3 separate regions of the Mus musculus genome follow, and all the other regions are linked to region 1. The links are chromatin loops, found by intact Hi-C in ENCODE. Cell type or tissue: heart. All regions are shown on one strand. Links, peaks and the distances in the headings refer to the core of each region. The heading gives the core; the rest is flanking DNA. Region 1 has its middle 4.6 kb from the start of Snai2. Region 2 has its middle 180 kb from the start of Gm41423. Region 3 holds the start of Gm33696 (a long non-coding RNA gene).

What was found. A loop is a pair of places that touch in the nucleus more often than their neighbours do. Peaks named below come from ENCODE experiments on the same cell type or tissue, not always from the same donor. Only the 100,000 strongest peaks of a DNase experiment are listed, where the experiment ranks them.
Region 2: it touches region 1 in a loop (12-fold over the local background); 19 of 42 quality-filtered maps call a loop at or near these places.
Region 3: it touches region 1 in a loop (3-fold over the local background); 3 of 42 quality-filtered maps call a loop at or near these places.

The regions. Positions count from the first base shown.
Region 1 is chr16:14,697,026-14,705,433 of GRCm38, reverse strand. No RefSeq gene overlaps it. Among named protein-coding and RNA genes, the nearest start is that of Snai2, 4.6 kb to the left of the region's middle. In heart, for the core only: a CTCF peak has its summit at 3,884; no DNase peak of the experiment used is centred there.
Region 2 is chr16:15,290,134-15,298,541 of GRCm38, reverse strand. No RefSeq gene overlaps it. Among named protein-coding and RNA genes, the nearest start is that of Gm41423, 180 kb to the right of the region's middle. RefSeq lists an enhancer at 2,496-4,072. In heart, for the core only: a CTCF peak has its summit at 3,420; no DNase peak of the experiment used is centred there; H3K27ac peaks cover 358 bases.
Region 3 is chr16:14,936,394-14,944,801 of GRCm38, reverse strand. Gm33696 (a long non-coding RNA gene) reads left to right here and starts at 3,919. Exons shown (of 3, transcript XR_384708.4): 1 at 3,919-4,025. It also overlaps a transcript of Efcab1 not described here. In heart, for the core only: no CTCF peak of the experiment used is centred there; a DNase peak (open chromatin) is centred at 4,641; H3K27ac peaks cover 328 bases; H3K27me3 peaks cover 447 bases.

The DNA of each region.
Region 1 (8,408 bases), core at 1,982-6,981:
TCTGGCTTTTGGGAAAGGAAGGTAAAGGCTCCCCGCAGCTGCCACAGCAGGTCTAGGGCGGCGTGCCAGAAAGTTAACTTGCTGATCGCTGCGTTAGACACTTGAAAGTAAAGCCTTACAGCCTACCCCAGGAACTGGAAGAGTGTAAAGATAAAAGGGAAGGCTGGTGCAGACTCCGACAATAGGCAAACTCTGGAAGAAGTATGGAAAGTTCTGATGAAGACATGTGACAAGACTTCCTCCCTTTGTAGCGCATGGTATTTTAGAGAAAGAAAAAAAAATATGAATCTCTACTGACAATTCTTAGTGTCTGCCGTTACTTAGTGGTGTTTTCTTTAGTCTTCAAAAGCCTCCCCCTTCCTCACGCCACATCCCTGGTTTGCATTAAAAGATGGGGTAAAGGATTCTTTTGCCAAGTTCTTTGACTGGCAGTTTAGGTAGTCCAGTAGCCAGCCGGTCACTTCACTTGCATTTGCACATAGGGGTAGGTGTAAAAATACTCCGAAGTGATTCATTTTAAAAGTGCAGTTTTCACTGTGCCCACAGGCAACTCTGTTTATTTCAATGTTACCCTGACTCTTCCCAACAAAATTGCAGAATCCAATTCCCCCACCTCCCCACCCCAAGACAACTAACTTTTTTTTCGTAACAGGTGCTGGAAGAAAACAGCGGAAACAGAATACCACCAGCGATGTTGAGACTTGCAAGAGAAAAGTGCATTGTCAAGCAGCATAACTTCTTAATCTGGGGATGAGAAAACGGGCGTGTGAGCGGGGGAGGGGGAAACCCGCAGACTTCCTGGGTTAATTTCAATGATTCCTCTTTCTCTTTACAATAGTCACTGATTTCAATGTCAAATACAGAAAGATATTTATATGAATCCTTAAACTAAGGGAACTGAATCTGCAGGTGACAAGAAAACAAGAAAATGTATTAGATTTCTTTCTAAGCTACCATGAGTATGGATCAGAGCTGGAGTCTGAGTTGACCTATTTCTAGTGGGTTTGCTCAGATTTAGACACCTGCTCTATAGGGCAAGAAATCTTGCCCCTTCCACCTAATTTCCAGTAAAACACACCGTTTGTTTTTTATCTAGTATTGAAAGAGGGCACAAAGCCACACATGACAACAGGGAACGCCAGAAGATAACCTGCTAAAGTGAGTTGTTGCAATTTAAAAAATCATTAACGATTCATTGTGCTTTTAAAGAACCAGTGAATTTGAAACAGGGAAACCAGCCCCTTTGTGTCCAAGGACCCAGGGGTTGTGTTAAATTACAGACTGCAGTCAAGTAACCTGTGTGTTCCAGATTGTGCTAGCCAGTATTGAGCTCAACTGATCTGATTCATGCCTTATCTATGTGAGATGTGTCCCACTGGCCGCAGGAGGAAGTCCACCGGCTGATGACATAAATCATGTTAAACAGAAGCTCTGCTTGGGCACAGCAGAGGAAAATTGATATTAAACTGATGTAATGAAAATGCAAGAATGGAAGCTTATCATACCCAAGGCCAGGTGGGAGGACTCTGCTATAACGGTTTCTCCCTGCAGACTTCAATAGATTGGGGTGCTGCTTTTAGTCACAGACTGCAAGATTTTGTTTGTGCAAGGCAGGGATTTGTCCTTAGATACACCAACATTTTAAATACTTCATTCTGTATTCATAGAAAAGGAGGGAAATAGACATAAAGAGAGACTGCGAGACAGACAGACACACACATACAGTCATACACAGATAAATCAATAGATGGATAGATGGATAGATAGATAGATAGATAGATAGATAGATAGATAGATAGATGATAGATAGATAGATAGATAGACTGATAGACTGACTGATTGATTGATTGATTGATTGATTGATTGATTGAAGTTAGTGGTGGGTAGCCTTTGCCAAACCAAGAAATTAGTCCTAAGCTGGAGAGAAACTGATGTTCCTTAATTAGGTAGGTTATAGAAATAACTTATAAGAGAGATACTTCTTGTGGAAGAGAACCCCAGCCAAGTCAAACTAGAGATGTCAGGTAAGTTAAATTAAGGAAGGCTAAACCTTAGAGTTTAAAATGTAATCTAAGGAAATAAATGGTCACAAATTCCTATAGCCTTTTTTAGTGGGCTTCATAACTTTTCTTCAAGCTTAAACCCACTGGAAGGTAATCTTGACTTGTTTCCCATAAAACTGACTCCTGAATCTCATGGGACCCTGGAAAGTTCATACCATCTCATTTTTCTCATTCTCTCATTTCCTGTACTTTCTAGAGTAGCTGACTAGGATGATTTGAGTCTTTCCCACAAGGCTTCCTGAATTCTTGGGGTATTTTTCCCTCCTGACTCCAGGCGGGCTGGCTTCTTCTCTTCTCTTCTCTTCTCTTCTCTTCTCTTCTCTTCTCTTCTCTTCTCTTCTCTTTTCCCTTTCCTTCCCTCCCCTCCCCTCCCCTTTCCTCTCTTCCCCTTCCCTCCCCTCCCCCTCCACTCCCTCTTCCCCTCCCTTTCTTTCTTTCTTTCTTTCTTTCTTTCTTTCTTTCTCTTTCTTTCTTCCTTTCTTCCTTCCTTCCTTTCTTTCCAGAGAAGACATGGTCATATTCTTTCAGCAGAGAAATGTCTTGGTTGGAATAGTTGGTATTTATACTATACACATGTAGGTCTTCACATATATAGAAAGATAGTGGATGGAAGCTGTCTGTTATGTTAAGAAAATGAAGTCAATCTATTTCCAAGTGAAATACCTAGGCCATGAAAAAATAGGATATCCCATATAGTGCTGGGCCCATCCCTAAAGTGAACCATAGTTCTTTGGAGGCACAGCACATGGCAGGATCATTAATACCTGTTGTGAAGAACGTGAATTGATGAAAAGTCATTGGGTTAGTCAGTAGTATCTGTACACTACTACAAAATACTATTAATTTTAAAATATGCTGGATAGGAACAAATTTTTATAATATTAACTGGAGCTTCGTTGACAGTGGTATAATTTCCTTTGTGGGTTTGTGCATGTTTATATATCTATATGAATTTAGACATATTTTCACTCCTTATTTTTAATTCAACTCAGTCTCTGAAAAAGTAAACTATCCCTTAAAATTATAGAAGTAACATTTCCTACACATACTAATTGACTTTACATTTAACTAGATAAATATTCTCTAGCATAAAAGGCAAATTTAGCAGAATCCTATGGCCATGCAGTATTCTGCTTATATACTTCGAATTGTATATTGAAGACTGTCGTTGCAATATGGAAAAAAATTACACACACACACACACACACACACACACACACACGAAAAGAGAGAAAGACAGAAAAAGAGATCATGTTTTCCCGTCGTTAAAGCTGGGCAGGTGTGTGTGCATGTGTGTGTGTGCGCATGCTTGCACCTATTGAATTTGGAATAAAAACAGTACCAATGAAAATGATGTCGGGATGCCATCCCCTGGTTAGGGATTTTTATCATTTCTTATGTATTCACTAGACAGACCCTTCCTTATCTACTAACTTTCTCTGTCTCTCAGAAGTGAGCAGGAATGCTACTCGTTGAGTAAATATCTGCACATTTGGTCAGCACTATTCGAGATATTTTAAATAGGAAGTCTTCTTTAACCTGAGAAAAAAATTTAATAGGGTGCTTTCTGCTACTCATCTGTATTTAACCTCTTTTTCCTCTTGTAGAATTTGAGTTTCCTTTCCTGCTGGGTAGAGACAATGTGAATAGTCCTTCACCTCGAGTTCACCTCTTTAGTGCTTGGTTTATACTTCTGCAGAGTAATAATGATGCTATCTATCCAATGAACAAGAAAGACTGGAAAATGTTATACCTGCCTGTATTTTATACACGGGCTCAGAGATACGTGGTTGCAAAGAGACACCTACTGGTCAGCTTTGGAAGTGATAGAGTTTTCTTTTCTTTTCTCTAACTTCTTGACAACATCTGCCACCTAGTGGAAAATAGGTTAACACGACTGTACATTAAACATCCTAATTTTTTAATCACTTCAATTTTAAATAAACTTAATTGTTTTAAATTTATTGGTATGTTCTTAACTTTAAAACTTACAATGTGACATTGCACCACAAGTTACAGTTACTTTATAAGTGAACATAGTTTTGGCATGATCAGACATTAGAAATATTTTTATTTTTAATTTTGAGTCAGCTTCTCACTATATAACCTCTGGCTGGCTTTGGATACTATGCACACATCCATCCCAAATCTAGAAGTGGATGAAGTAATAGACACAGAGTTGTTTTCAACCCTTATGCCTTTTCCAGCTTAGCTCGGCTCCAATACAGTGCTGTAATATAGAACCGGACAACACTCAGTTCTATAGGATCATATGATCATGGATAATGCTAAGAATAGCCTCTTTTTGAGTAAAGATTTACTTTTTAAAAAACTTTTGTATCTGCATGAAAGTATGTGCTCTTACGTACAGGTGTCGGTGGAGGTCAGAAGAGAGTGACAAGTTCTCTAGAGCTGGAGTTATAGAGATTTGTGAGTCACCCAACATGGATATTGGAGCAGAACTTAGGTCTTCTGTAAGAATAAAAAGTTCTGTAAGCAACTGATCCTTCTCTGCAGTCCCAGATGGTTAGTGTGAGCTTGCCAAGATACCACACATTTTTATATGCATTATTTCAGTGACCATCTCTCAAATTGTTAATCCTATAAAATATTGTTAATCCTATAAAATATTGTCCTTGTTTTTAGAAGAAAAAATAAAGTCACAAATTGTCTTTATCAAATTACACTGATATTAAACAGTGAGTATACTTTATTCATTCCTTGATATTTTCATAAATATATCTTCATCTTATTCACCCTCCATTTCTTCTCTCCAACTCATCCATAACACATCTCCTTCCTGACCTCATTTCCTTTTTGGTTTTCATTTATTTGTTCATGGTTTTTTTTTCTTTAAATCCATGGAGTTCAATTACTTCTACCCATTTGTGTGGCCATCCACTCGGGAATATGGAGCCAACTGGTTATTTCTAAAGAAAAGTGACTTTTGCTGTCCCTAGTAAAGATCATTTCTCCATAAACGCCTTCCATACTAAAATTTTAAGTGGCTTGGTCTTGTAGAGGTTTCATGCAGGTAACCATAGCTACTGTGGGGCATGTATGCTACTTTTTGTGTAAAAATTTACTTTTATTTGTTTTTATTTACTAGGAAGTAGTATGGTCTTTTGTACTATCTTCATCTTCTCAGAAATTTATATTTGTATACTTTCAATACACTTTACTAGAGGATTCTATGCCAAATCATATATGTGAGTTAAACAAATGAAGGATCAACAAGACAAAGAAAGACTCAGATTTTACCTTGAAAAAACAATGGCTAAAGATAATTTGTTACTAAACCTTTGGTTTCTTTACACTTTGTATTTTCTTACACTGAATGGCTTGAAGACATACATAGTTCATGTTGCAGGAAATAGTAAAAGAAAGTGGCATTTTCCTTCATTTCTCCGAGCTACTCTCAGCCCCTGAGGTCTTGCCAGCCAGTTTTTATCTTGTGGAGACTCTCTGACTCAGTGCTCCAAAATCTGTCTACCCAACTCACTCACTAAGTTCCCACTGGTGGGTTGTTATGGTGCGAGCTTTGTGCTTCAAAACCCCCATGGTGCACATCTGGCAAACCCATGCTTTGCCTCCATACCTTTCTCCCTTGAACCCAGCCAAATTGCCACATGAAGGAAAACACCACACAAACTTAGTTCAGAAACAATGATATCGCTGGGTGCAACAACTAGAATCCTGTAATCTTGTAAGCCATATTAAATCTGAATCCTCCGGTAGCAAATCCGCCATGATTTGCCATATAAGCTCAGAGATACTAGGACCTAAATCTTGTCCTCTCTCTATCCCAATCCAAAAAGCCCCTAACTCTCTCCTGCTTCCTCTCTTTCTCCATTCAACCTGGAAGTCCCTCCTACTTACCCAGTGATTGGTTCCTTTATTTATTTGGAGGAAGATTCACAAGAAGTCACCTGAGAATGTGACTCATTCCTTGTTCCAGATAGCCCCTTCTGGAAAACTAACATCGAAATAAACACATCACCAGAGCCATCCACAACAGGTTCATATGAAGCTCTTGAAGCAGGATCAGAAAGATGGATCACTGTGTAAAGGTTCTTGCTATCAAAGCAAAGCTGAGTTCAGTCTCAGAAATTCATGTAATGGAAGGAGAAAAGTGACTTGTACAAATTGTTCTGATTTCCATACATGCACCATGGCATGGAACATCCTTGTAGGTTCCAATGCCAAGGTCCTGTTCCCCAACTGGTTCTTGATCTGTCAGTAAAGAAGCCATGGGCCAATGGATAGGTGGAAGGGATAGGTGGGACTTCTGGGTCCCTAGAGGCTAGTGGAGATGAGGGAGAGTTTGATGTCCTTTGGAGAGAGAAAAGCCAATGCGCCATGTGAGATTTTGGGAGGAGCAGTGGCCTGAGGCTGCTCCTACAAGCTGGTACTTGGGAATGTTTAGCTGGGACTAGATGTAAATGAGCAACTAAAGTTGAGGGCAGGTTGGAAGGTGTGGAGCTAAGAATATTGATAAAGGTATGTTTTTCCTGGTGGGCTATAGTAGTGCCCAGCAGTTGTGTCAAAGGGAAAGTTAAAATTGAGCAAGTGTGTGTGTGTGTGTGTGTGTGTGTGTGTGTGTGTGTGTGTGATTTATCTGTGGGCTCAAGAGAAGTTGGGTGGGGGCTGGTAGCACGGCCTGTTCCAGGAGCTTTGGAGCTTAGGTGGGGTAGGAAAAGCTACATGCAATACATCCTCATACAGTAAATAGCAATAGATAGATAGATAGATAGATAGATAGATAGATAGATAGATAGATAGATAGATAGATAGATAGATAGATAGACAGACAGAGGGACATAGAGATAGACAGAAATATTTTAAAATAAAAGAAAAAGGCTCTTGGTGCAAACCAATCTTTGTTCATCAGCTTTGATAAGGAACCTTTCTTCCATGCTTCTTCCAGTTCTTCATCAGAAAACTTGAGGAGATCATGCTGATCTCTTTTGGTGGTAACATGAACATTTCTTTTTCCAGTTCCAGCGTTTTAGTAACCACTGTGACGGCTAGGCATGCTATGTAAGTTATAATAACCATCACAGAAGATTCATGGTGCCTTTGGAGGGAGCACCTACTTTTGTTTGCCTCCTTTTTCATTGCAGATCCATCTTGCATGGCCTGCTCATTTTTTTCTACTCTCAAGGAACTCAGCTCCTGGGGCTCCCCAAGTGTTCCCTGTCATTGATTACTGGAACTACAGGCTACTGCTGGCATCTAATACGATTTTCTCTATCAAATCAACAGGATGACACACTAGAGGCAATTTTACATGTGAATATGTTCATTCATTTTAGTACACAACTATAGTTCTAGAATTCAGGATGTCAAGGCACAAGAATCATGAGTTTGAGGCTAGCTGGGACCGGACAGTGAAAATCTGTCTCAAAAAGGAAAACAGATACATCACTACCACCACCAAAAACCCACAAGGAATTTTACATTTTAGCTACCCATATATGCAGAAATATGCCAAAAATTTTATCTTTATCTCTCCCTCATAGTTTTATTTGACAGTTTAGTTTCATTTCTTCATAATTATTTTTATGTGTTGTTGGGGATTTCTAAATGTAAATCAGCCTTGTAAATTTCAGCAAACAACCTTAGGCAATCAAAGGGTAGGAAGGAAAATTATCCTTACTTGTTTGCTTATGTTAAATTTGCTCATATTTTCAGTTTCCAGAGTTAGTAACTGATTTGAAACCTTTTATTACTTTAAAACAAAAATACAGTCCTTCATATTCATCTTGCCATGCTTAGAAGTGTAATTATACAATGTCTTATGTATCTGCCATCATTGGGTCAATCTCATTTCTACTGTGAGTTTTTCTATAACCTTGTTCTATTTTTATTTTCCAGGAATTTTTTCTTACTTGTTAATTTTCTTAGAATCAGGACTGAGTTATCTGAAGTTATTATCTTTATGAAAATACATAAAGATGTACAGCCCTTGGAAAGGCAATGTGTGCCCCACTACTGCCTACTGGAATGTTCTCTGTGTTTAGCAGAGTGCAGTGAACTGATTGAGTTGTTCAGGTGCTAGAATTGTCATGGCGTTTTCCTACTATTTGATGAAAAGGAATGCTGAAATCTTCAGGAATAATTGTCTCTTGGACTTTCCACAGTTAATACTATAACGTTTTATTTTAAAACTGAATAGCTAGGTGTATTCACACTTATGGTGGTTACATGATCATTATGAGTGACTTTGTCAACATTTCAAAGTCCTTTATCAATTCATTTTCCCGATGTGACTCAACAAGGTAGTATTAGTTAGAGAAAGGGAATTCAGTGGCAAGCAACTGAATCAGAGATAGCCTCTGCTTC
Region 2 (8,408 bases), core at 1,444-6,443, 590 kb before region 1:
TAGTGACATGTACATTTATACAATGAAATACTATTCAGGTATTTAGAAAAAGTATGAAATTTACAGTAAATAAATAATACTGGAAATAATTAATGTATGTTACATATCTCAGACCCAGGAAGAAAACCACAGCATGATGTCTCTTATCTATCCATTATGGCAGAAAAGGCACTACAGTGGGAAAATAAGGAGGCTAGCCACATTGACTTTCCCGTTTTTATTCAGCCTGATACTTCAGTCCAGAGTGGGGTTACTACATTCAGTGTGGGTCTTCCCAACCTCACAGACACACTCAGATGTGTCCCTTGAGTGACCTGCAGAGTCTTTCTAAGGGATTCTACCCATGTGGAAGGCAACTATGTCCCCTTCCCCCCAGCCTTATCCCCAGGATCTTTTTCTACTGAACCCTGTGTGACCCACTCCCCACCCACTTAGAGAATTTTCTTAGCATTTGCCTCAATCAACACAGTCTAACTTGTACACAAATACACAAAGTGAAGTATTATCAACTCTTTAAACTGATATTCACACTACTGATGTGAATATTAGTTCCTCCTAAATTAATAAAGTCTCTATAAGACAAATACTTAATGTCTTCTTCTTAAAGATAAGTAAAGTGTGTCACTGAGAGACTCCCTGGCTTCTGTAGGTCCCCTTGGCTTGAAAAGATGAATGGAAATCAGTGTGGGAATGCCTGAAAAAACAGACACATATATACCATGTGATCTAGCTATAAATAAAAATAAAAATTGATATAGTGACATGGAGATAGATAGACACACACACACACACACACGCACACACACACACCATAATGCTGAGCCCTAAAGGGGATATCTCTATCACAAGCTTTTCTCCCAAGACTCAGAGATCATTGGAGAAGAAGAAGCAGAAACAGTGTAGGAGTCAGAGGCACTGAAAGAGTACAGAGTGCAGTATTTCCTGAATAGGACAAGACAGACGCATATATGGATTCACAGCAGTTGAGACAGCATAACAAGAACTTCACCATCTCAAGCTAGACAAAAATCTCATCACAGAGAGAAAATAGGCAGGTTGGCTCAGACCTGCTCTGCCACTGCCAGCTAGCTCACTTAGGGTGGAGTCTTCCGACCTAGATAAGGTCTATTGTTCTGCCACATCTGCAGCTTGCCTCCAAGATGCCACTACCTGCTGAGAGGCTGAATCTGTTCTAACACTATCCTGACAAAACATTGATCCTCACAAAGCAATGAGATCCTGACATGGTGGGGGATGGCTTCCCCCTCTATAAGCTCAGACTCTTAAGTAAACATTGGCCTTGATCAGAAAACTTTGTCTTGGCTCATTATTTCTCTCGCAGCCTTTCCCATCCAAAACCCCATCTTTACTGTCAGGAACCCAGTAACCAGTGGCCGCAGGCAGCTACAGGGAAGAGCCATTTTCTTTACTGGTGTGCCTCTGGTGGATCCACCACACTTCAGTGGAAAGCCACACAGTTAAGAGTGTATAAGCAGTACAAACTGTACTTGATGGTTTTGTTTTATTATTTTTTTTCTAGAGGACACAAAGTTAGGTGTTCGAAGAAGCAGGAATGAATCTAGGAGGGGTGATGGTAGGATAAATATGATCAGAATATACTGTAGAAATTTTTTGAAGCACTAACTAAAAAAGGCTCCAATAAAAAGTTTAAAGATGCTGCTCTGTGAATGTCTAAGACAACAGACATAAACATTCCTGCTAGGCAATATGGCCACAAGTCAGAGGAAGGGACAGATGTGACTCAACATTTCATGTTTTTCAAAATGTTTAAATAGTGAAGTCAAGTTTGAAGAACTTATTTCAAGCCTCATGAGCTTTATCATACTGTAGCATAAGATTAATATTTGTGAAGTGGTATAACATGTGGGCACATATGTGTTTGTGTGTTCACATATGTATGTTCATATTGGCCAGCATTTACTTGTCTATAAGTGGTGATAAGTGGTGATAACAAGTCACTTTACCATTAATTGTCACCATTCATTTTTAAAATTTTGAATTTTGATTAACTTATTTTGTGTGTTTGTATAGTGTATATAGTTGTTGACATGAATGTGTGTCCCTGCACATGTGTGTACATACATATGGAGGCCAAAAGTCAATGCCTTTCCTCAATCACTATATACTCTTTTTTTTTTTTTTTTTTTTTTTTTTGAGACAGAGTCTCCTGATGATGTTGAAGTTGTGGATTTGGCTAGATCATCTGGCCAATAAGCATCAAGGATTTGCTTGTCTTGATTCCTTACACAGCATTGGTTGTAATCACATGCTTCAGTACCTCCACTCTGTTTTGTTTTGTTTTTTGTTGTTGTTTTTAACATGGGGTCTGGATATCCATATTCAGTTTCTTAAACAGACACTTTACTGATGGAGCCATCTCCTTTGTCTACCATTCTTAATCAACACAGAAAAATAAGTGGTGAGTTTCTAGTCAAGAATACTAGCAAAATGGAAATTTATTTAAAATAATCTTCGAAGACAAAATTTGCCAGAGCTCATGCTTGTAATTTCGTTGCTTGCCTAAACTCATTTTCAGGTTAGGATGAGACCAGTGAGAGAGACCTTCTCTCCTCTAACCTAAGACTTGTAGTCCAGGCCAGAGGTATGATCTCTGTAACCCAGAGATCATGCTGACAGATGTGGCCTTAGTTCTCACCCATTATCATTTATAAGTACAACATTGTGTGCATGTAGGACACTGCCCTGGAAGATGGTATCCTAGCAAGAATAGCTTTCCCAACAATTGGGAGCCAGTGAAGCTTTATACACAAAAAGAGAAGCAAAAAGTCCCTGGGTAGCAAGTAGAAAGATGAATTTCTCCTTCTTTTGACCCTTCTTTCCTCCTCAAAGGGTTAAGTATATGGAGGAAGGAACTGCTCCACTCTGCCTCTTTGCTTGGTGGGAACTATTAAATTACTGCTGGATGTTTCTGATTATAACACACAGCAGTGCCTGTGGGACCCTGGGGCCACATGTGCGCCATCAGCCTGCCTGGGCCTGTTAGATAGCCCACATTTGCTTGTGGGTGCCTCTGTGGCACCAAAACAGAGTGGGTTTTTTATTTCAAGCACAAAGATGAGAGCTAGTGCTGGCAAGAGGGCAGGAAACGGGCAATAAAACCAGAGCTGAACGGCTTAGTGGAGCCAGGACGCTGGGGTCTGCTTAATTGCTCTGAAATGAAAAAGTTTCGGGGGTTTTCATGAAATCCCATAGGCGCCCTTGCCAAGCCTCAAATATTAGATAGAATTACATAGCTTCTAATCCCTCCCTTCTCCCCAAGCCATGTGTCTTATTTTTTCTGGATGTTTGTACCCAGCTTCAGGCCTGGTAGGAGAAAGGTTAAGAGAATGAGGGCCAGGCACCCAGAGGGTGTATCCTGACTACTTTCCTGCCAAGAGTCTAGTAATATCCACAGTGTGGCGCTGTTACGAGACTCTCTACAATAATGATCAGTGATACTCACTGTGTCAGGAGCTCTGGAAACATTTACAAAGAAAGTGTTTAGCCAGAGATCTAGGGTAACTACACAGCTCAGCCATTGCTGCACTACTGGGTGGTTGCTCCATGTCTTTCATCAGAATCTCAAAGGACTCTAAATATAATAGGGGGGATGGGTGGAGAGATGGCCCAGGAGTTAAGAGTACTTAATGCTCTTGCAGCAGAGGACTCAGGTTCAGTTTCCAGCTTCCACACAGTACTAACAGCAACCTATGATTCTTGTTTCAGAGGATCCAATGCCATCAGTAGTCACCAAGCATAGCTGGTACACATGTATATTTGAAAGCAAAAACAATCATACATATAAAAAAATAAAGGAATGTATATCAAAAAATGTACATAACAAAAAAATGTTCAGAAGCAACGGCAGAAAAAGCAGGAGTGTAATGCAGCTAGAGGTTTTCTGTGGGAGAGGAGTACTTTAGGGAATGATGAAAGGGCTGCTGGGATTGCATACAGGATGGCTAAGTATGGGGAGCATTCCTTATCTGACCTCACTCAGTGGGGAGCAGCTGAGTAATTGAGAAAAGGAAACCTGGCTAAAATGCATAAAAAATTTAACCAAATGAGTCATGAGTCACAGAGGTCTGGTCTACAGGGCTGTTAGCAGACCAGTAGAGGAGACATGAGAAGGCAGGAGCAGTGCAGCAGCCACACTTGTTACACAATGTGATACTTTAGAGATCTCTGGTATTCTGATTATTCTGTATTACTGATCTCAGGTTTCTGGCAGGTAGAGTGAATCTGCTCACCTCCTGGTGAGCTGGCTTCCTCCTGTTGATTGGGCTCTGTTTGACTGTATTATGCAGCCAAAGTATTGAAACCTTAGAAGGCTTAACTGTGGAGGCCAGCCCAGAAAGTGCTTGCCTCTGAGTGATGGAGAGTCTTCCATTTTCCAAATTATTCTTAGAAGACAAGCTTTCAACTTACTCAGGCTCCAAATAATACAATCAGTACCCATGATAGGAAGATGGTGAGGACACAGATGGTACAGTGTGAAGAGAGCTGAGGAAACCATCAAGATGAGTATGGAAGCAAAGTCTATGTGCATGTAAGCTGTTCCACACTCATCACTAAGAACCAGAGGTCCTTGTCTTTCTAGTTTCCTGAGCCTCTGGCTTAATGACTACTTAATTTGGAGGCTCCCTTTACTCCCATGCATACATGAATACTGGCAATGGCTTCCAGGACAGAATATTTGCTACTGTTCTTAGAAAGAGACTCTGTGACATGGGTCTAGGATACTCTGATATCTCATGCCATGGCTCTGATGATGGTCATCTCATCCCCTACTTCTCTCTACTTCTCTGAACTCTCACTGCTCTGTCCTTTGCATATTTATAATTAAGTAGTATTGCTTTTTCTAGACTACTTTGTGGTCTCCTTATGGCTTGCTTGATGAAAGGTATCACTGTTGAGAGTGCATGTTATTGTAAGACACCAGGGAGCCTTAGCTTACCAGGGACCCCCTGAGTGAACCATGTGGAGCCAGGATTGATGCAAAAAGCAAGAGGAATGTATTGTTCCACTGTTCTGGGGTTGTCCCAGACCCGAAGGAGAGGTGGTGACCACCAGCACCAGTTTGGTGAGTTTTTATATGGTTTCCAGGGGCAGGACAGAGCATCAGCAACTAGGTACAATATGATTGGCATAACAGTGAACCCTTTAAACTGATTGGTCTTTAGGGAATGAGGTGAGAAGGACTTCCCTTGTCTAAAGGTGAGCAACACTCAACCAGTGAATGTGTCCCCACCCATAGGTAGTTTGAGAAATGCTAATTAGCCTCTCCCTTCCAGAGGGGCGAGTGTTTCACGACCTTCCCAAAGTTCCTGAGCTGACCTTTTCATTGTGAGAGAGAATGAATGGGCTTTGTGTCTAGAGGATGATAATAGTGCGCCCAATCCATAAGAAGTCCCTCTGTGAGGGATGTAAGAAAGGTGCAATCTTGTGGCATATCATCTTCATGGTTGCCTCTGGTGGTGGATCCTTGGATTTCCAGCATGATGCTTACAAATGAGAGTAGTAGTTAACTTCAAGGGCTAGGAGAAATGCACATAAGATGCCATGCACACAAAGAAGAAGGCAAAACACAGATAGGAAGTTGTATGTGTGTGTGTGTGGGGGTGGGGGGCAACTTTTCAGGTCCTGAGTGAGATGAGACATTCCTGACATCTTTAGAACCTGTTTTCTACTTTTCAAGCACTAAGACTGTCCTTGTGGCCACCCACACAACATTCCACATAGCTCATTACTGGAGCATCAATCAGAGAGCTAAAAGGAGCCACAGCTTTATGCACATCCATGTAGTAATTCAGAAGTCAACCTTCTTGCTCTATAGTTAGATGGTTACAAGGAGCAGATAAATACAGAGACAACATTCAGGGACACTGCAGGCCCTTCTACCATAGCTTGTCTATTTAAACCTCCCAGACATATTCCTAAATGCTACTGACTGTCAATTTTTTACATGTGGAAACTGCAACCTGACGACACAGTTAACACTGACTGATACAAGTTTCTAAGTAGATAAACATTTTAAAATGTCAAAGCTTATTTTTTATTTGTTTAAAATCCAAATAACCATTCATATATTTTCACCTGTCCAGGTGATGGTTCAGAGACATCATTCCTGAATCTGCTTCTACTTGTTTTGGGTTTTCCTGGAACTTGACTCCTAAGATAAGGTTCATTTAAAATTTATTATAAAATCATTTTAACTATAAAATGGACCATAGTAATAAATTGGCTATGTTTTCTATTTCAGTGACTAAGACTTAAGTCTTAGTCTCTGAAAAAAGAAATTGAAGAAGAAATCAGAAAATGGAACGATCTTCCATACTCATGGGACTACAGTAAAATTAATATAGTAAACATGACAATCTTATCGAAAAATACCTACAGATGCAATACAATTCCCATAAAAATTCCAACACAATTTTTTTTACAGATCTTGAAAGAACAATTTTCAACTTCATATGGGAAAAAAAACCCTTCAAGATAACTAAAACAGTCCTGTACCATATAAGAACTTCTGGAGGTATCAGCATCCTTGACTTCAAGCTGTACTACAGAGCAATGGTAATAAAAAGCATGGTATTGGGGTAGAACCAGACAGGTTTATCAATGGAATCAAATTAAAGATGTAGTATTAACCTAACACCTATAGATTCTTGATTTTTGACAAAGAGGCCAAAATCATACAATGGAAAAAGGAAAGCATCTTTAACAAATGATGCTGGTCTAACTACATGTCTTCATATAGAAGGATGCAAATAGATCAATATTTACCACCCTGCACAAAACTTAAGTCCAAGTAGATCAAAGACCTCAACATAAAACTAGATATACTAACTCTAATAGAACAGAAAGTATAGCCTTGAACTCAATGATACAGGAGACAACTTTCTGAACAGAACACCAATGGCTCGGGCTCTAAGATCAACAACTGATAAATGGGACTTCATGAAACTGCAAAGCTTCTGGAAGGCAAAGGACACTATCAATGGGACAAAGCAGAAACCTACAGATTGGGAAAAGATCTTTACCAACCCTACATCTGACACAGGGCTAATTTCAAAATTTATAACAAACTCAAGAAGTTTGACACCAACAACCCAAATAACCCAATTTAAAAATGGGGCCTAAACAGAATTCTCAGCAGAGGAATCTCAACTGGCTGGGAAGCACTTAAAGAACTATTCAAAGTTCTTAGTTTTCAGGGAAATGCAAATCAAACAACACTTAGATTTCATCTTACACTGGTCAGAATGGCTAAGACCAAAAACTCAAGGGCTACCACATGCTGTTGAGGCTATAGAGCAAGAGGAACATTCCTCCATTGCTGGTGGGAGTGCAAACCTGTACAACCACTTTGGAAATCAATTTGGTAGTTTCTCAGAAAATGGGGAATGGTTCTATCTCAAGACCCAGCTATACTACTTCTGAGCATATACCCAAAAGATGCTCTACCATCCCACAAAGACTTGCTCAACTATGTTCATAGCAGTTTTATTTGTAATAGTCAGAAACTGAAAACAATCTAAATGTCCATCAACCAAAGAATGGATAAAGAAAATATGGTACATCTACACAATGGAATACTATTCAGTTATTAAAAATAAAGACATAATAAATTTTGCAGTCAAATGGATGTAACTTGAGAATATCATCCTGAGTGAGGTAACCCAGACCTAAAAGGACATGCATGGTATGTACTCACTTAAAAGTCAATATTAGCCACAAAATATAGAATTCCCATGTCATACTCCACAGACCTAAAGAAGGAAGACCCAAGTAAGGATGTTTGACTCTCACTTAGAAGAGGGAATAAAATAGTCATAGAAGGCAAATGGGTGAAGTGAACTAGATAAGAAAGGGAATGGGGTATGTTGAATTGGCATCTGAGTTAGCCATTTATCCCAGGTTTGAAACCTAATATCTCAGCCTTTTGGTTGACAATAAATGATAAAGGGGGATGTAATCTTTTTATGACCACTTCCTGCTGACATTGGGACATCATTGTTGAAAACTCAAGAAAGTTGGAATGCTGAACAAGGCTGGGAAGAGAGAAAAAGAGGGAGAGAGGAGGGGAGGGTGTTTGCTTACTTTCTACATACTTTGCTGGGGTAAGGGAAGTGCATGTCTAGTTCGAGCAGTTTTTGAGACTGGACCACCTGAGGTCTTCTGAGATGGAGATTCTGAGAGAACACATGAGGTTGTGGAGTTGCAAGAGCACTCTGCAGTCAATTTGAAATCTACTGGGACAATATTCTAGGGACAGAAGGTAAAGTTCAGATGTTTAGGGAAAAGTTTTTATCTTGTGTGTACACTTGAAACTTAGAGACCCATGGGAAAGAGGGAAAGAGGGAAAGAAAGAGGGAAAGAAAGAG
Region 3 (8,408 bases), core at 1,920-6,919, 240 kb before region 1:
GGGTTGCAGACCCCTTTAGCTCCTTGGATACTTTCTCTAGCTCCTCCATTGGGGGCCCTGTGTTCCATCCAATTTTAAGGTAGAACAATGAAGGATCATGTACCTCACACAGAAGAGGAAGCGGGATGAAGGGACTCAGAAAACCTGCCTGCGCAAAGCTCACTGTTGTACATAGCTACAGAGGGGAAGCAGGGAAGCTGGTGTTCAGGAGTTTGGATGGAAACTTTACAGAGAAGGAAGTTCTAAGTGTTCCCACAAATAGTTTGGAGAATGCCACTCCGAAGCTCAAGCTAGAACTATGTAAAAGGATATCTGAAAGCAAAGTAGCCTGGGCACGATTTCAGAAGAGTTGCTTTATCAAGAGGCTGAAGTGCCACACTGGTTTGAGGAACTACAGCTCTCTAGGTTTCATCCGGGCCACCTACAAGAACTTTAGGTCTTGGAAACCTGATTTTTTGGTAGAAATTAGTAATTTATTTTCTTGCCTTCAGATCTCTTCAATGAAATAGTATCTCTATTTAACCACTTTCTCCAAAAGAAGTTACATATCTGCTACTTAATTCACTCAGAATTGTCTCTGTGGACTTCTGAAGCAGCAGGTGAAACATCCTCTGAAGCAGCAGGTGGGCGTGTGAGATGGCGATAGGACACAACGTATCTAGGTAGTTTCTTGCAAATCTAGATTAGGTACAGTTGGAAGGTCACACAGTGTGAGGCTGTTCATGCACTCAGAGCTACTGCTAACTGAACAGAGAAGATGAAAGGTGTTGCTATAAACTGAAATGGAATGGTTGCTATGAAGGGATGGGACAATGTGATCCTGGAGGAACTCAGACTCTAGAGCTCCCTTCTTTGATGTAGAGATATATGGGGTACTGACAGGAGACCTATAGCCACAGTGTGAGAAGTGTCAGGTATATCTGCAATAGGGTACTAGGTTACATCTCTTATGGCTGGAGTGTTGGCTTTCTGAAGCTAGTTGTGGGGTGCAGGGTGTAAGTGCTGCTTGGCTCCTGTACAGCACCATGTGTCTGGGGCTGTGATTACCTGAGGCAACTCTCAGCAGGCCAGGACTCGCTTGTGTACATAGCTGAGGATAATGACAACATCCTCACTGTGCAGGTCCCTGCTGGCGATGTGGAGCCTTGTAGGAGCAGGTGAGCAATGCTTCAGTCAGGTGAAGGTAATTCTTACTGAGCCTGTGTACTGACAGGCTTCCAGGAATGTCTTATGTGAATAGCAACATTGGCCAGTGGATAACTCTATGAAGACACAGACCACCAAAACTAAGTCCTTGGGAGCCAATCATGGTGGTATATGTCTGATGTACTGGCAATACAAAGGTTATATTAGCCTTGCCTACAGAGTGATACCATGTCTAAAACACAAACAAATAAAACCTGTCTCTGAGGAAATAACCTGTTTATAATTTGCTAAGAAAATAGAAAATAATCATTGGTGTTCTTTATTAGCAAATCTGGGCAAAACATTTTGTAAAAATATTTCTCTACAGAGATGTCTTTGGATGTGCAAGCCACATTTTGACTAAATTTTCAGTCTGTCCCATGACTATGCTTATAATACAAATATCTAAGTGGCCTGCCTGTACACATTGCCCAGAGATTTTTGGTCATTTGATTGGGTTCTCCATGGACCCAGACGTCTATTAACACAAGTGACTGTCAACTAGCCTGTGATGGTCTGAGAGTACCAAGGTGGATCTCATAATACCTTTGTTTGTCCAAGTTTATATTCTATGTCAAGTAGGATTTAAACTTCCTTGGGAGTTCTTAATCAAGGAGGGTTTGGCTACAGTTATTACATTAAGGTTGCTTTCCTCTAATCCCATTTATCTTACATATTTATAACAGTAGTTTTCAAATGAATTCATAGACAGGGTAAATGCCCCCCAACATGTTCTCAGATATTCTTTGTCCCCTGGAAAAGCTGCCAAAAGCATTTTATTTCCCCAAACCTTTTAAATTCACCACATGCCCTGTCTTCCTTCAGGTCACTCCCTGGGACCCTAGAAGTTTATCTCAACCTGGTTCCCGGCACCATACAGAAGGTCTGATTTACCACTTTGTCTGGTCTCAAGGTTGCCCTCCTAGTGTAAATACTCACAGTGGAAAACATTCTCTTTATACAGAGGAATTTTGTCCCCTGCAGGCATGTGGGCTAGGCCTTTGGTCCTAATTAAGTTGCTACACGGCCACTTAAGGTCATGGTTCTTAAGATGAACATTCAGGAAGACAAGAGGGTGAGGGGCTATGGCAGATGGAAGTGTTCTCTTGATCATTAGAAGGTTATGTCATCTCTGCACATGAGAAGTCTTGATCTGCCAAGTGCTGTGCTTTTTCGTGTAGACAGCAGGACTCTTCTATGTTCCATGGTCAAAGAGAAAAGGCAAACTCAGTTTTTGAAAAAAGATAACCAAAGAAAACTAAAATGCTTACTTTTTGGGTAGCATTAGGGATTTGACCGAACTGAATGACAGACGGGACTGTGACTAGTTAGGGAGGAGATGATAGCTTTGTGGGAAGAATTCGTAGACTCAGTTCCAGAGCTCTGTCCTCTCTGCGCAGAGGACACTGTTTCCCAGAGCTGTTTTACTGTGTGTTTGACAGTGTTGCTTCTGAAGGCAATAAGCATTCATGGAACCTGTGTGTGTGCTGGTCTCCAGCTGAAGACTATGCTCTTTATGCTTCAGACTCAGCCCTTAGCTGTAGGCTAGGAAGAAGAGACTCTGGCTCAACTTCCTTTTCAGTCCTGTACCCAGCAACTCCCTAGTTTCAAAGCCTGGGAACTATGGAATTCTATGTTACTCTCATACAGAACCAGCTTGTTTGTTTGTTTGTTTGTTTGTTTGTTTGTTTATAAGAGCTTTACTCCCTTCTTGGCATTTGCTCTAAGGACAACTGTGAAGGATCTGGGTGCGATTTCAGGTCTTTGTCAGATATGGGAAATTGTTCCAGTTCTTAGTAAGAGACCATGCTCCCTAATATATCCCATTGCTTACATTCTGACTATTTTTTAATGAAATTTAATTAATTAGTCAGTTATGCTGTGTGCTGTTTTAAGGCTGACATACTTGGAAAGTTCCCTTAACCTCTGAGGTTTTTTGAAATTCAGTTCTCCTAAAAAGTGAGCACTCACCCTTCATCCTTGCAAGTTTGATTTTGCATTTCCATGTGGAACACCGGCCCCGAGCATTTCTCACCAGTAGGACTTGCCAGGGCCATGTGGAGGGCTGCACTTCCATTTGGTGTATGTAAGTTCCTCCCCTCGGCATAAAATGATAGTGTTCATACCAAATCCCTGATGCTAGGGCAAGACATGATTTCTCATTATTACAACTAATCTGTTTTTCAATCCCTCCCTCCAGGGTTTCCTCATTCAGTACTGATGATCAAACCAAAAATGTTATGAAAGTACTTTACCACTGAGCTGCATTTTCAACCCTTCCATGCTTTTCTTTTTACAAGTAGAAATCTGCAGTCTGCAGTTTTCAGACAAATAGACACTCCTTCTATCATTGGTAGACACCGAAGAAGCCAGAAGGAAGCCCAACACAAGACTATAGACAAAGCCTTTTTTAAGAGAAACAGCTCCAGAATCTTTCCTACTTTTGCTTTCAATTTTCTAGCTTCTGGGAAGGATGCCAATTACAGAGACAGTGTGTGTGTGTGTGTGTGTGTGTGTGTGTGTGTGTGTGTGTGTGTGTCTGTATATAGAGAATGGGGGAGGGAGAGGGAGACAAAGAGTGAGTGAATATGTATAAGAGTAAGTGTGCGTGAGTGAGTGTAGTGTGTGAGTATTTATGTCAGTGTGTGTTTGAGTATATGAGTGTGCATTGTGTGAGTGTGAATATGTACAAGTGTCCACGTGTGTATGAGTGTGTTTGAGTGTGTGTGTATGTGCTCGCACACACACAGGAAAAAATGAGAAAGCCTTGAGGGATACCTCTTCTAGAAAATTTTCTTGCTATGGTTGGTACAGTGAAATCCCCTTGGTCTCCTCTCAAAGTAAGTTTTTTATTTGTTTTAGTTTATAGAAGTCAATGTATTGAGATGTTTGGTGGTAATAATGATGCATCCACTTAAAAAATTCTTTGAACTTTTAAAAGCCCTTTGTGTTTTCCTAACAGTTACTCACTGAAGGGCTGGGATAGGAAAAATGCAGGCAGGCTGGTGCCTGCTTTTGAGTGCTTAAGTTTAAGCAATAGAGTACCTACAATTCAGTGAGCCACTTTTTTTTCCTTTCCTGGTGGTGGCAGCAAGAAGTTGGACAGGTTTCTGAGTTCTGAGTACATTTTGTCCTCTGATAAAATGAATGTTTTGTCTTCAGTCTCTGTGTGTGTGTGTGTGTGTGTGTGTGTGTGTGTGTGTGTGTGTGTGTGAAATGGATTGCTGAGCCCTAGTGGAAAGTGTTTGCTTATGTGAAACTGAGATCAGGACACAGTAAGCCCCAGGTAGTCAAGGCCATTCCATTCTAACCAGCCCTTGATTCACTAGGAAGCTGTGGAAGGAGGAACATTCATTACCACAGCTGTTCTTCTTCAGATGTCACTGGTCAATTCTGGGCTCTGGTGTCCAAAGATATGTGGTGGATGTTTCTGGCAGAGCTGTCCTTGTGTTTGAAGAGCCTTAGAAACTGGGCCTGGTGGGCAAGTGTCCAAGAGATGGTATCTTTATAACATGTGCCGTCATCTTTGCTGTGTGGGAACTAATGGCTGTGTTTGAATAATTAGGTCTTTGCACCATAGCACAACAAAAGCAGGTATTGCTCCATTAAAGCCAACATAATTACTGTAGCTCACTTACTTAAAGCTCCTTTCATCCTTCTAGGACCTACAGTATTTGTGAAGGTCTATACTCCAGTGTCTCTGGCCCTGGCTGTTTGGGGTCAGGCTGCTCTCCACAGAAACAGAGTCATGCCATCAGAAATCACTATTTCTCTCATATCTGCAAACACTGGCTAGAGGGCTCCGTGTGAATCATCAGCACTCAGAACACACAAGCCTCTATTTGGTCATTTGTGCAATCAGTTCCTCCTACCAAACTGAGCACAGCCTTTGCCACATTTGCTTCTCTTTTGTTGACTCTGGAGCTAAGGTCTGCTGACCTCTCTGGACCTAGGTCCATTCATTTGTTAGTCACTATACCTGCTCTGTCTACCACCAGGCTGACTGTAAAGATCAAATGAAGTCATGGATATAAAAGTAATCTGCAAAGTATTAAAATGTCACACAAGTAATAAAGACATTGCAGTTTACATGGAGTGAGGCATGTCTTTTCTAACCTTGACAGCTTTGGACTCATAATGAAGCCCTAGAACCATTACTTTTAGGAAACTAGGTTACATAGTGTGATGGTTTGTATATGCTCGGTCCACCCAGGGAGTGGCACTGTTAGAAGGTTTGGCACTGTTAGAGTAGGTGTGTCACTGTGGGTGTGGGCTTTAAGACCCTCATCCTAGCTGCCTGGAAGCAAGTATTCTGCTAGCAGCCTTCAGATGAACATGTAGAACTCTCAGCTCCAGCTGCCTGCCAGGATGCTGCTGTGTTCCTGCCTTGATGATAATGGACTAAACTCTGAACCTGTAAGCCAGCACCAATTAATTGTTGTCTTTATAGAGTTGCCTTGGTCATGGTGTCTGTTCACAGCAGTAAAATCGTACCTAAGACACATGATGACCAAGATGATCCTACAAAATAATTGTCCTGTCTTACTAGAAATTCTGGCCTTACGAATTACATTACTAATATATTATTATTATTATTATTATTATTATTGTCATTATTAAATGGTATATTTTCCTTATAGCAGTAAAAATGAGTTTCTTTTTCCTAATGAGTGTAACTCCAGGAGCCCCTGATGCATGGTGTTAATCATACGGAGGGAGGAACAGAAGGGCAAAGAATGCCAAAAAGATGGAAGAAAGAAATGTTGGGCTCTTGGACTTGAGAGTATGACAAGAAGACAATGGCAAGGGAGACTGAGTTTGAGACATAGAATCCAAGAAATCATGATCAAGGTTTAAAAACCCAAGACTGAAATAAAAAGAAATGCCTCCAGTTCATGTCACACTAGCTTTGCATTGTACACTATGAAGTCAGTACACAATAGATTATCTCTGTGGATGTCTATTCCTTACATGGTAAGGGCAGCTGAAATCCAAAGGTGTCCTGTGGTTCTTCAGAGCCTCTAAAGTCTGAGTTTGGTTTGGGCATACTTGTTATTGATGTCCCTTGAATAGTGATTATCATATACTAGACAATAAGGTGATTGTATCTGGGATCTTAGCAATATTCATAGATAAGTAGTGTAAAACTTTTTAATGTGGAAGAAATGCTTGGGCAGGGGACTTCTGCCTTCTTAGCAGAGATCAAGATGTTATCATAAAGGAAGAGAGATTTGATGAAGAGGTAAAGTTGGAGTTTTGTGGGCAGAAGGAAGCCCATTTTAAGGAGGTATAAGATATATTGATGTGTGGTGAGGCCAAATGTTCAAATGTAATGGCTGAAGTGAGCTGAAAGAAGTAAAACCCTAGAAGCTTCTCAGGATGTCACAGAAGTGGGTAGCTAGCCACCTTTCAGAAGCATCAGCCTGCTCTGACACCCTTTCCAAGACTGCAGCACCACCTGTATGTAAAATTTCTAAAGAAGGAAAAACTGTCTCAGCCTAAGTCACTTTAATCATGCAATTTTACAACCGGTTGATTGGAGTACTAGAATTCTCTTTAGCTGAGAATGTGTGATCAGCAAGGAGTTTTGAAAACCCTCGCTCTTGTGCTATAGTAAGAACTGAGAGAATCAGCTCATTCTTGTGTGACCCCTTGGTCAGTTTCCGTGAGGCAGTCTTACAGTTATTTCTTAGTTGACTGTTGTAGCTTGTGGCACTATGTCCGGTACATATTTACAACAAACTAAATGTCCTGTCATTTGTAGTATGGTTAGGTGTCTTCCTTTCAGAAAGTTGGGCTCTCTTGGATTAACTTACCCAGACACATAGTGCCTGAAGACAGACATCAAATTGGCTCTTCCTCCAGGAAAAGGAATGTGTATTCCAGTTTTAGACACAGTACAGTCCAGGGTTGACCTCTTAGGCTTTCTCAGGAGTATTTCAAATTCTGATGTCCCAAGTGAACAGGAAGCTCCTTAAAGCCATGGAGTTGTGGATGGAGTAAAACCTCTGATTCCTTTTGTTGATCCCATGTGCTATGTCACAGGCCTTCAGGGATGCATGGGGTGACACTTTGAGGAACAGATCTGGCCCCTTGATTTATGTTGTGTTCAAAGTCACGTCCCATCAGCTTTCCTGAGAATCAACATAGTATAGCCTGAACACAAGAACTCAACTGAGATCTGATATGGAGTGATCTTTTCCATCTTGATATGCTTCAGGATCCAAGCCTGCTCTGCTCTGCTCTTCAGCAAATACAGACCATCTCCTCTGTGTCAGACCACAGGAAACAGCACTGAATAGGGCTGGATATGCTTTCATGTATCTCTTTTTGAGAGAAGGAAAATAAAAGAAGAAAATAGAAAGTAAAGCAAGAGTGCGACACAGAGCTTCCCCCAGAGATCCCATGCCCTGTCCCCCATTCAGTGCTACTGAAGTCTTCAGAACAAGAAGCCACCCTGATGAGGATGTGCAAGTTTACATCTATTTTTGAAAGCTTTGCTTGTTTGAGTGCTGTTTTCCACTTTCTCACAAAGCCAATGAGAGACATACTAGACATTGGCCTGGGATCAAAGCCCTTTTTGGAAAGCAAACGTCTATGATGTCATGAAAGAGAAGTATTCTCCCTGGTGACAAGGGGTCGCCTGGAGGCTTGCCAGCATATCCACGGTCACCCCTTCTTCAGCACAGTTATCTAACACATACTCACCCTCAGACCTCCAGGCTGCTCTACCCCCTCAGACATCCTGAATTTCTGCAGCAGCCTGTGTGTCATCAAAGCCTCTAGAACTGGAGACTCCACCAAGCCACTCCTTCTCTTGCATCTCCTCCCACTGCAAACCATAATCTTGCAGACAGACAATGAGGATAGGACAGCTATTCAAAAAATCGCGTGGCTGGGGAGGCTCAGGGCATGTCCTGACTGCACCTGCAGGTTTTCCTTTCCTGAGGCCGCTGGGCACTGGCTGTGTTGCACCTGCTGCGGGCCAGTGCCTGCCTCTCAGCACATACCTGGGACTTGCTACAGGCCCTGGCCTGCTTCACATCCTGCTGCTCCATTCCACCTCCTGTGCCCTGCTAACAGCCTAGAGGCCAGCTTGTCTTACCAGCCACCTGATGTTTTCTAAATGTGCACCCACAAAAGGAATAGAAAAGCAGCAGCTTTTTGCCTGTTTCTTGATGCCATGGACAGGGTAGGACACTTCTTGCCATGATTCCATTGGC